2 separate regions of the Homo sapiens genome follow, and region 2 is linked to region 1. A link is an interaction called in ENCODE POLR2A ChIA-PET data of the cell type or tissue named here. Cell type or tissue: A673. All regions are shown on one strand. Each heading gives the region's core, and the rest is flanking DNA. Links, peaks and the distances in the headings are about the cores only. Region 1 overlaps PDYN-AS1 (PDYN antisense RNA 1). Region 2 overlaps LOC124904860 (a long non-coding RNA gene).

Region 1 (5,382 bases), core at 168-5,167:
TTTTTTAAAATCCCTCAAAGCTTGTGTTTACAGAATGTTAACCAGCCCTTTTCTCCTCAATGAATGAACTCTGTGTCTTGGCAGGTCTCTTGTAGTAGCAGAGGCATCATCTCACAGGTAGCAGCTGCTTGATTTAAATCCCACCTGTGCTGCTGGTAACATACCTCCCATTTAATAGATGGGTGTGGACTAGAGGAGGATGAAACATTAAGAGAGCAAACAGAAGGAGAGAAGTTATTTGTTCCACAAAAATTCTCTCAACATCTCTTACAGGTCAGGCCCTCTGCTAAACTTAGAGGATGCAAAGACAAGGAAGTCTCAAAGTGCAGGGTGGTGGGGTGGGAGAATACACACAAAATAATGTGAAATATAACAGTGCAAATGAAAACAATGGGGTAGGAATCTAATGAAGGAAATGATGGTATCTTTGAAGTCAGAGAGGACCTGGGTTCAAATCCTGTTTCTTTCAACTCCTAGCTTTGGACAGTAATATGCAAAGACTATTTTTAGGCTTAAACTAGTTAAAATGACAGGTAAAAAATACCTGGAAACAAGTAAAGTTTCCTGTTTCCAGGATTCTCACAATTGCAGCCCAAGGGCCAAATATGGCATATAGAAGGTCTTGTTTGGTGCATCCAGTATTTTTGAAAAAAAAATTTAGTAGAGGAATTAGGATGGCTTAGACCAATAGATCCTGGTTGCCCAACTTAAACCCCTGGAAATATATTTGTTCCTCTAGAAGAGATCTGGGTTCATTCACTGACTTCTCCTTCTGGTCAAGGTGGAATAACAGAGAATGGGTTTATCCTCTTAGCTGAAACAAAAAAATCTGGGGAAAACATATGAATCAACAGTTTTCAAGACATTGGACATCAGGCAACACAGAACCGTGATCCCTGAGAGAGAGAAAACAAAAGAGAGCCTAGCAATTGCCTCTGCTTACTATCTGGAGAGAGTTTTCAGGCCACGGCACAGGACAGGGAGTCCAGGTAGGGCCCGGGGGTCTTCCTGAGTTGAAGAGATGGAGCTGGGTGGCTGCTATGGTTAGAATGTTTTTGTCCCCTGTAAAAAATTATGTTGAGGCTGGATACAGTGGCTCACGCCCTTAATCCCAACACTTTGGGAGGCCAAGGCAGGAGGATTGCTTGAGGCCAGGCGTTCAAAATAAGCCTGTACAACATAGTGAGACCCCATCTCTACAAAATAAAATTTTTTTAAATAGCCAGGCATGGTGATGCACACCTGTAGTCCCAGCTACTCAGGAGGCTGAGGTGGGAGGAACACTTGAGTCTAGGAGACTAAGGCTGCAATGAGGCATGGTTATACCGCTGCACTCCAGCCTGGTTAACAGAGCAAAACCCTATCTCCAAAAAAAAAAAAAAATTAAATTTATGTTGAAACCTAACCCCTAATGCAATAGTGTTGGGAGATGGGGCCTTTTGGAAGGTGTTTAGTCATGAGGACTCTGCCCTCATGAATGGATTAATGTTGTTATAAAAGGGCTTCATGAAGGTAGTCTATCCTTTTGCCCTTCTGCCCTCTGCCATATAAGGACATGGCATTTCTCCCCTCTGGAGGACACAGCATTGAAGGCGTCATCTTGGAAGCAGAGAACAGCTCTCACTAGACATCCAACACTGGCATCTTGATCTTGAACTTCCCAGCCTCTAGAACCATGAGAAATAAATTTCTGTTCTTTATAAATTACCCAGACTTGGGTATTTTTGTTGTAGCAATGCAAACGCATTAATCCAGAGGCCAAGGTGTCTGGAGTTCACAGGGCAGAGTATCACTGAGAAGAGAGCTTGTGGGGAGGAGCAGGTTCAAGAGCACAGGTGACCTCTGGCGATCAGCAGAGAGCCCCTCCTGTCTTCTGAGTACTAATGAGCATGTGCATGTATGAAACCTACCTGAGGAGCAAAGAACCACCTGATTAGATTAGAGGGAACAACCCCAGGTTCCCCCACAGGGCTGGGAATAGTCTCTGTTCTTAGGAGCCAGAGTGAAAAATCTCACAGGGCTTTAGGCAGAGGATTCACAAGGTTTCTTCCTTAGTAGCTGGACAAAATTTGCTCTAAACATGGATATGGTTCCATCTAAAAATGTTTAAAAGCAAAGATTAAACTAATTCCAAGGAACTTGACTGTGTCCCAGAAAAAAAAAAATCAAACATATTTATAGAAACACACACAAAAAAACCTAGCACATGATGATGTAAATTCAGTGTCTGGTATCCATTAAAAAAATTGCCAGGCATGCAAAGAAGCAAGGAAATTCAATCCATTAATGAGGAGAAAATTTGATCATTGGAAACTGACCCGGAAATGACACAAATGATAGAACTGATAAATAAAGACATTAAAACCATGATTATAGCTGTATTTCATAGGTTCAGGAAACTAGAGGAAGGACTGAGTTACTAAATTGTGATATGGAAGACAGCAAAAAGGCTCGTATAAAAAAGATTAGTGAAATTAAATATATAGCAAGAGAAACTATCCAGAATGAACCATAGAGAAAAAAAAGACTGAAAAAAAAAAATGAACAGAGTATCAGCAAAATGTGGGACAACTTCCAGTATAATATACATATACACACAACACACAACACACACACCCTCACACATAGGTATGTGTATAAGCAGATAGACATATTTATAAGCAGATAAATATATACATATGTGTATATATGTGTGTGTATATATAGATCAAATATATATATATATATATATGAGAGAGCTTGAAGGAGAAATAATGGTTGAAAATTTGCCAAATTTGATGTAAACAAAATTCACAGACTGAAGAAACCCAGTGAACCCCAAGCACATTAATTCATCACAGTCTCTACCTTCTACTTCCGACTGATATTATACCACTTTGCCTTACGAGATTATACTTGAGACTCTCACAACATTAAGCAAATGACACCAAGGGCCATTATAATCAAATTACTCAAAACTAGACATAAACTAAAAACCTTAAAGGCAGCCAGAAAATAAAAAACCCAGGTTATATATACACATGAACAAATATAAGGCCGGCATCAGATTTCTCAAAAGAAACAATGCAAGTAAGAAGACAGTAGAGTAGCATCCTTAAAATGCTCAGAGAAAAATAAAGTCAACCTAGAATTCTACATCCAGCAAACATGTCTTTTTAAAAATGAAAGCCTGGGCAACGTGGCAAAACCCCATCTCTACAAAAAACACACACACACACAAATTAGCCGGGCATGGTGACACATGCCTGTAGTCCCAACTACTCAGGGGCTGAGATGGGAGAATCACCTGAGCCTGGGGAGATCAAGGCTGTAGTGAGCCAAGATCATGCCACTGCATTCCAGCCTGAGTGACAGAATGAGAACCTGTCTCAAAAAAAAAAAAAAAAAAAAAATCAAACTAAAGATGTTTTCAGATATCCAAAGGCAGGAAGAATTCATCACCAGCATACCTGTATAGAAAAAAAGTGTTGATAAGTCCTTTAGGCAAAAAAAAAAAAAAAAAAAGATACCAGATGGGAGTCTGACTCTACACAAAGGAATGAAGAGCACTGGAAATGACAACTATGGGCAAATAAAACCCCTCTTTTCTCTTACTTTAAAAATCACTTTAAAAACAAATTTGACTATTTAAAGCAAAAATAACAACAGTGTACTGTGGAGTTTATAATATATGAAGCAATACTATGTATAACAAAAACAATACAAAGGCCAACAGGGGAGAAATGGGAGTATAATGTTGTAAGGTTCTGATTCTGTATGTGAAGTGGTATAATATCATCTGAAAGCAGACTGTGATAGGTTAGAGATGTGTATTATAAACTCCAAAACAACTGCTAAAATAATTCAACAAAGAATTATAGCTAATAAGCCAACAAAAGAGATAAAATGGAATCATAAAAAATATTAATCTAAAAAAGAAGCAGAACAAAAAAGAAACAAATAACAAATGGGGGAAACAGAAAATAAATAGCAACATGGTGGATTTAAACCCAACCATATCAATTATCACCTTAAATGTAAATGGTCTAAACACCCAAATTAAAGAGGCAGAAATTATCGGATTGGAACTTGCCGAGGTCATCTCCTAGACAGAGGTGGGGGTGGGCAGCCCTGGCAGCTGTGCTCTAGCATCTCATTTTGTTGCCTCTTAGACATGTGGTCCCTTCTCTGTGGGCCAAAATGGAAGTCAGGACGCTTTATGCCAGGAGTAGAGAGTGGAGACTTCCCAACATGTACTATGGAATGTCAATGCACAGCAGCACTGAATTAATCTCAGACAGCAGCTGCTAGCACCTCTGAATGAGTCTTCATTCACCACCACCTTCTCCCCGAGATCACTGGCTCTGATTCCGGAGTTCACCTGACTACCATAATCCTAGCAGCTGGGTAACCTCTGGGCGGCCCATCCCACCCTCAGGACAGTGATCTGCCAGCCAGCATTACAGACAGGATCTCCCTGTCAAGACAAATGCTTGGAAACCAGCCCTAAATGCCAAGCAACCAGATTGTTTTCCCCACTTGATGTCATGTGAGACTTTGTCCAATGTCTGCAGAGCTTCTCCCATGGCAGGATAAGCGGCCAGGCTGGACACACAATCTCAGAGGACCCAGACATCCATAGAGATATTTCGTTCATTCATTCATTTGTCCATAGAATGCTTATTGAGTGAGTACCTTCTGTGTGTCAGGCACTGTTTTAGACACTGAGAAAGCAGTGAAGACTGTGAAAAGGCTTGTGTCTCCCAGGGGCTTGCGGTCTAGTGAAGGGAGACAGACAGATATGCAATGAAATATGATGACTGGTAAAATAGCAATCCTGACAAGGTCTGATGGATGCACCCAACCAGGTTTGGAAGGATGAGCAAGAGTCTTCTCGGGGGACAAGGCAGGGAAGGCCACCACAGGCAAAGTTCCAACAGTTACAAGGTGGCAAAAGTGAGTAGAAGTGGGATGTGTTGGGAATGTCTGGGGCTCTGGTCTGCAAGGATAGTACACGTGAGGATGTAAGAGCCAGACAAGCCTGGAGAAATAGCATGTGCCAGATGATAAAGAATCTGTATGCCTGGCCAGGGAGTTTGGACTTGACTCCCTGGCCTGGAACAAGGTATCCTTAAAGGATTTTATGCAGGTGGATGGCATGAGGATATTGGAGCTTCAGAGAGGCTACTCTGGAGGCAGAGGAATGGGCATGTGGGGTCTGGGGGAAGCCGCTAGAGGAAGAGAAGTGAGAGACAGGGCTGGTAGGGAGAGGCTGGCCTAATGGGGGTCAGAGTTAGGTAAATATCTGTCTGGCTGACAAGGAGGAGGTGATGAAGAGGTGAAAGGGGCAGGGCCTGGAGACCTATCAGACATGGGGGAGGCGTGGAAGCTGGGGAGGTCTGT
Region 2 (5,382 bases), core at 80-5,079, 280 kb after region 1:
ACATGTTCCTAGTGAACAGCTCCCCCGTCTCTCCTATTGCCGAATTTATTCTTAACGTCTACCTCTGTTATACCCCCCGCAACTTAACGAGTTGCCGAGTCCTAGAGTTTTTACTGCTTAAATATCTCTCGGTTTTCTTCCTTAGCCCTACTGCCACTTCCTTGGTTCAATTTTGTCATCTTGCTGTAGGACAGTGGCTTTGTAATAGGCCTTTCTCTTTTTTTTTTTTTTTTTTTGGAGAGGAGTTTTGTTCTTGTTGCCCAGGCTGGAGTGCAATGGTGCGATTACGGCTCACTGCAACCTCTGCCTGCAGGGTTCAAGAGATTCTCCTGCCTCAGCCTACCAAGTAGCTGGGATTACAGGTACCTGCCACCACGCCCGGCTAATTTTTTGTATTTTTAATAGAGACGGGTTTTCACCATGTCACCCAGGCTGGTCTCGAACCTCTGACCTCAGGTGATCCGCCTGCCTCGGCCTCCCAAAGTGCTGGGATTACAGATGTGAGCTAACTTGCCCTGCCAGTAATGGGTCTTTCTCTATATAATTGGTCTCTGTATCTGCAAGTTCCACACCACACCCACAGATTCAACCAATTTTGGATCAAAAATCTTTGAAAAATAAAACACATTCAAAAATAACAATATATCTATGTTGGGTTAAGATAAAAAATTATTTTTAATATAAAAGTATTTTTTAAAAAAGAAAATTAAATAACAATACAATTAAAAATTATACAAATTTTAAAAATATAGTATAGCAACTATTTACATAGTTTACATTGTATTAAGAATTATATGTGAACTAGAGATGATTTAAAATGCAGGAGAGGCTGTGTGTAGATTGTATGCAAATCCCATGCCATTTTATACAAGGGACTTGAGCATCCATGGATTTTGATACCCATAGGGGTCCTGGAACCAATTCCTCCCTTCACCCGCTCTCTGCACATACCAAGGGACAACTAGAATCACTCTTTTTTCCCCACTCATCATCTATGCTGTAAAGCTAGCAGTTTTTTTCTCAGTTTTCCTTTTTCTTAAAAACTACTTTTTAACTTTCTGAGATTCACTAAACTATTTATTTATTTTTTTTAGACGGAGTTTCACTCTTGCTGCCCAGGCTAGAGTGCAATGGCGTGATCTCAGCTCACTGCAACCTCTGCCACCTGGGTTCAAGCGATTCTCCTGCCTCAGCCTCCCGAGTAGCTGGGATTACAGGTGCGTGGCACCACGCTCGGCTAATTTTCGTATTATTATTATTATTTTTTTTAGTAGAGATGGGATTTCACCACGTTGGCCAGGCTGGCCTTGAACTCCTGATCTCAGGTGATCTGCCTGCCTCGGCCTCCCAAAGTGCTGGGATTACAGGCGTGAGCCACTGCGCCCGGCCAAACTGTTTCTTTTATTTAAAAAGTAATAAATGCACATGGTAGAAATCCAAACAGTACTGAAAGATATGCAATAAAAAGTAAGTTCTCAGCTGGGAGTGGTGGCTCACGCCTGTAATCACAGCACTTCGGGGGGCTAAGGGGGGCGGATCACCTGACATCAGGAGTTTGAGACTAGCCTGGTCAACATGACAAAACTCCATCTCTACTAAAAATACAAAAATTAGCTGAGTGTGGTGGTGGGTGCCTGTAGTCCAAGTTACTCAGGAGGCTGAGGCACGAGAATCACTTGAACCCGAGAGGTTCTATGAGACCAGATCGCTACACTGCACTCCAGCCTGGGTAGCAAAGTGAGACTCCGTCTCAAAAACAACAAAAAATGTAAGTTCTCTCGTGGTTCCCTTCCCCAGAGATCCTTACTGTTGACATTTGTTGTCTCTCCTTCTACAAGTTTTCTCTGCCTGTAAAAGCATATCCTTAAAACATACATGCTTTCCACACCTCACACACAAGTGGGAATCCACTGTACACACTGGTCTGCACTCGGCTCTTTTCATTGACTATGTTACCTTAGAGAGCTTTTCTCATCTGTAAATGCTGGTCTCTCATTCTGTTAGAGCACTGTAGTATTCCAGTGGATGAACGTATTTATTTAACCAGTTTCTCTTGATGGATATTTAAGTTATTCCTAGGTTCCTGCTATTCTGAAGAGTCACCTTTTGAAAACGCAAATGTGCTGGGTCCGTCCCTGGCTCAGGCATCTTAAATGACTTCCTGCTGTTTACAGCTAGGCCTCCAGCTGGGGAGTCATGGATGCAAGCAGGTTGCCAGGGATACCCGAGGCCTCAAGAGAAATAATGGCATGTGTTCCTGGAGTTCTATGTAAAAATGTTAATTGAACTGCTAAGTGGTTAAAATGTTTTATATGGAGTCAACACAATTCTATTATGGTGTCAAATATAGAATTCTCATGCATTTTTCAGATGGTGGTGGGAGACTTCAAAAGAAATTTGTGGAGGTTTTTTCAAGCTACACTTCCAGATTCCCCTAAAGGCTCATGTTTTCCTTTCTTGCCTGAAGGACATCAGTGGAAAGATCTGAGCACCCAAGTCCACAGGATACAGCCAGAGCCTACTGGCATAGATTTGAGAGTCCACGTTTGATGCACGTAGAACTACTTGCTATTTTTCCTATTCCCTTTGCCTGGAAGGTTTCTGTCCTTTTCCATCTGGTATACTTACTACTCATCCCAAAAGGCAGTAAGTACAGCCTACTGCTGAAAAGTATGGACTTTGGAGCCAGACTGCCTGGGTTTGAATCCTGACCATGTCATATTTCTAGCTGTGTGATCTCGGGCAAGTTACTTAGCCTCTCTGAGACTCAATGATCTCATTGTAAAATGTAGGTACTGAAAGTAACTGGTAAGACTGTTATGAGGTATAAGTGGGTTAATATACGTAAAGTGCTTAGAACAGTGTTTGGTACGTGGTTAGCACTTGATGAAGGTATTGTTGTTAATGTTATTATTTTTATTACTCAAGGTCTAGTTTCCATGATTCTCCCAGGTACCTTCTTCTGCCTTCCCATAACATCTGCTTACAGTACTCAGCACAATATTCTGTACTTTCTCCTCCCCTTTAGGGACGTGCTCTTTTGCAGAGAGGACCCTGTCTTATTTATCCTCATATCCCTTGTGTGGGATGCATACTAGACAATCAGTTGCTGTTGAATAGGTGTTAACTGAATGAGATAATAATTATAATAATAACATAATTATTATAATAATAATCTGAATTATTATATCTGTCTGTCTATTTGATTATGCAGTGACCAGTGATTTTTGGCCCTAAAGGGGCTTTTCACAGACCCCAACATGGTTTGTAAATAAAAACTTCACTGTAGAAACCATTCACACTAAACCAGTGCTTCTCAAACTGCGTTCATGCAGTTTATGGGCATTTTCCGAACACAGGTTCCCTAGGTTTGGGAAATTCTAGGTTACATAAAAGTAAACAGATATCTTAGAGCCTTTTCTAGGCTCATGTCCATAGAGGAATGAGTGGAACGTGGGATTCGGTTAGTAAATTTCTTAATCTTTTTTGACCAGAGCGCTTTTTTTTTTTTTTTTTTTCGCGGAAGGTGAAAACATCTGGTGGGTTAATTCTATGGAATATAGTTGTTGATAAATTGCACGAACTTAGCTCCATTCTCTCTTCCAGCTGATTTGCCTAGAGCCTGGGAGTGTCACTGACGTGCCATTTCCTGCCCTGACAGCATCTCCGCTTCCGTCCTGAAACCTTTATCAAGAAACAACTGTGCAGCCCACGAATCCATTCAGTCAAGATGTATTGAGTTTCTGCTATGTGTACTGACTGCGGGGAAAACAGGATTCTTGTCCTCGAGGAACTAGCTGGGGACTCGGGACAGAGTCAAACACATGCAACATGAGGCCTGGTATGTTAGATGGGCAGAGAGCCGGGACACTGCTGGCTGCGCAGGGAGATGGGGGCCGGAACGTTTTTGAGGAGGATGAGGCTTTGATTTCTCTGGTCCAATCCTCTCAGTGTCAAGGTGGGTAGGTGGGGAGATTAAAGTCTAGAGAGTGGTAGGTGTTTTGTTTTGTTTTGTGAGCTCAAACAGGTAGTCAGGGGCAGACTGGGAACAATATTGTATTTTCCCATTGCATCACCTGCCTCTGAGGCTCAAGTATCAAAATCAGAGAATCCGTTCACACAAAAAGACGAAACCAGGGAACACTTCCTTCCTTGTAGCTGCCTGTGGGTCCCTGAACTTGTTGAAGGCCATTCTGGGTTGGATATCTTTTCCGCTTCCATTTTCCTATCAATGACTCAAGACCATGTCTTATTTTTATACACATTTGTTTTCTCATAGCTTCCTTCTCTAATCATTTCTTGGCGAAGATGTTTGTGGCTTACAACATGCTGCAGTCAAAGCAGGGCACGCTTTGGAAGCCAGAGGGCGAGGTTCGGCTGGCTGCGGTTTGCCAGTCTGGTAATTGCCAGTGGGAGGAAAGTGACACAGCGAGAGCAGGGCCTTCAGAATGCCAAAGAGTTTGCGGTACTGCGGTCCCTGGTGTTCTGTGCAGATACTAAGCTAACAGGAATGTAATACAAGCACAGCAGATTGGAATGAAATAGGCCACCCACTCTCACTCCAGGCTCCTCAGTAGCTGCCCTGCCTGCTCATCCGGGGGCCCAAGGCTCACTCGGTGCCAAGGAACTAGCGTCAACTCCCCAAGAACAGCACTGCTCACTTCCCCCAGCAATTCTTCCCTGCTTTCAGAATGAAATCCACATCCATCCTCTGAGCCTCCCTGGTCTTCTGTCCCTATCACAACGTCTCTTCTGACCTCCCTATCTGCTCCGCCTGCTTTGTCAAGAACATGCCCCCAGCTTTCCCTGTCTTGAGCGTTTCCTGACACTGTCTTCTGCCTCTGTTTGTTGAAATCCCAAGACTTTTTCAAGGCCCATGAGCCATTCACAATTGTGTTCAGCTGCATATAAGAGAAGTGCTGCTATTTGGCTGAACCAAAGAGGGATTCTTTTATTTCATGCAACAAGAAGTGTGGGGACAGGCAGTCTAGGGCTGGGGTGGCAGCTCAGGAATGATTCCATCCAGGAACCAGGTTCTTTCCATGTGCTCACTCCTCTTTCTTTCTTTCTTTCTTTCTTTCTTTCTTTCTTTCTTTCTTTCTTTCTTTCTTTCTTTCTTTCTTTCCTTCCTTCCTTCCTTCCTTCCTTCTTTCCCCCCTCTCTCCCTCCCTCCCTCCCTTCCTCTTGAGACAGTGGTCTCATTCTGTCACCCAGGCTGGTGTGTAGTGGCACAATCACGACTCATTGTAGCCTCGTCCTTCTGGGCTCCAGCAATCCTCCCACCTCAGCCTCCTCAGTAGCTAGAACTACGGGCTCACTGCACCCTCTGCCTCCCAGGTTCAAGCGATTCTCCTGCCTCAGCCTCCCGAGTAGCTGGGACTA

Evidence for each region. ChIA-PET counts read pairs that join two places held together with the same protein. Peaks named below come from ENCODE experiments on the same cell type or tissue, not always from the same donor. Only the 100,000 strongest peaks of a DNase experiment are listed, where the experiment ranks them.
Region 2: POLR2A ChIA-PET joins it to region 1 with 8 read pairs; 1 of 35 experiments calls an interaction of 5 or more read pairs at or near these places.

Annotation. Positions count from the first base shown.
Region 1 is chr20:1,957,069-1,962,450 of GRCh38, forward strand. The region is part of intron 2 of PDYN-AS1 (PDYN antisense RNA 1); the gene reads left to right. Among named protein-coding and RNA genes, the nearest start is that of PDYN-AS1, 13 kb to the left of the region's middle. In A673, for the core only: no CTCF peak of the experiment used is centred there; a DNase peak (open chromatin) is centred at 2,313; H3K27ac peaks cover 2,385 bases.
Region 2 is chr20:2,232,814-2,238,195 of GRCh38, forward strand. LOC124904860 (a long non-coding RNA gene) reads left to right here. Exons shown (of 2, transcript XR_007067501.1): 2 at 3,607-3,841. Among named protein-coding and RNA genes, the nearest start is that of LINC03086, 29 kb to the left of the region's middle. In A673, for the core only: a CTCF peak has its summit at 4,342; a DNase peak (open chromatin) is centred at 2,208.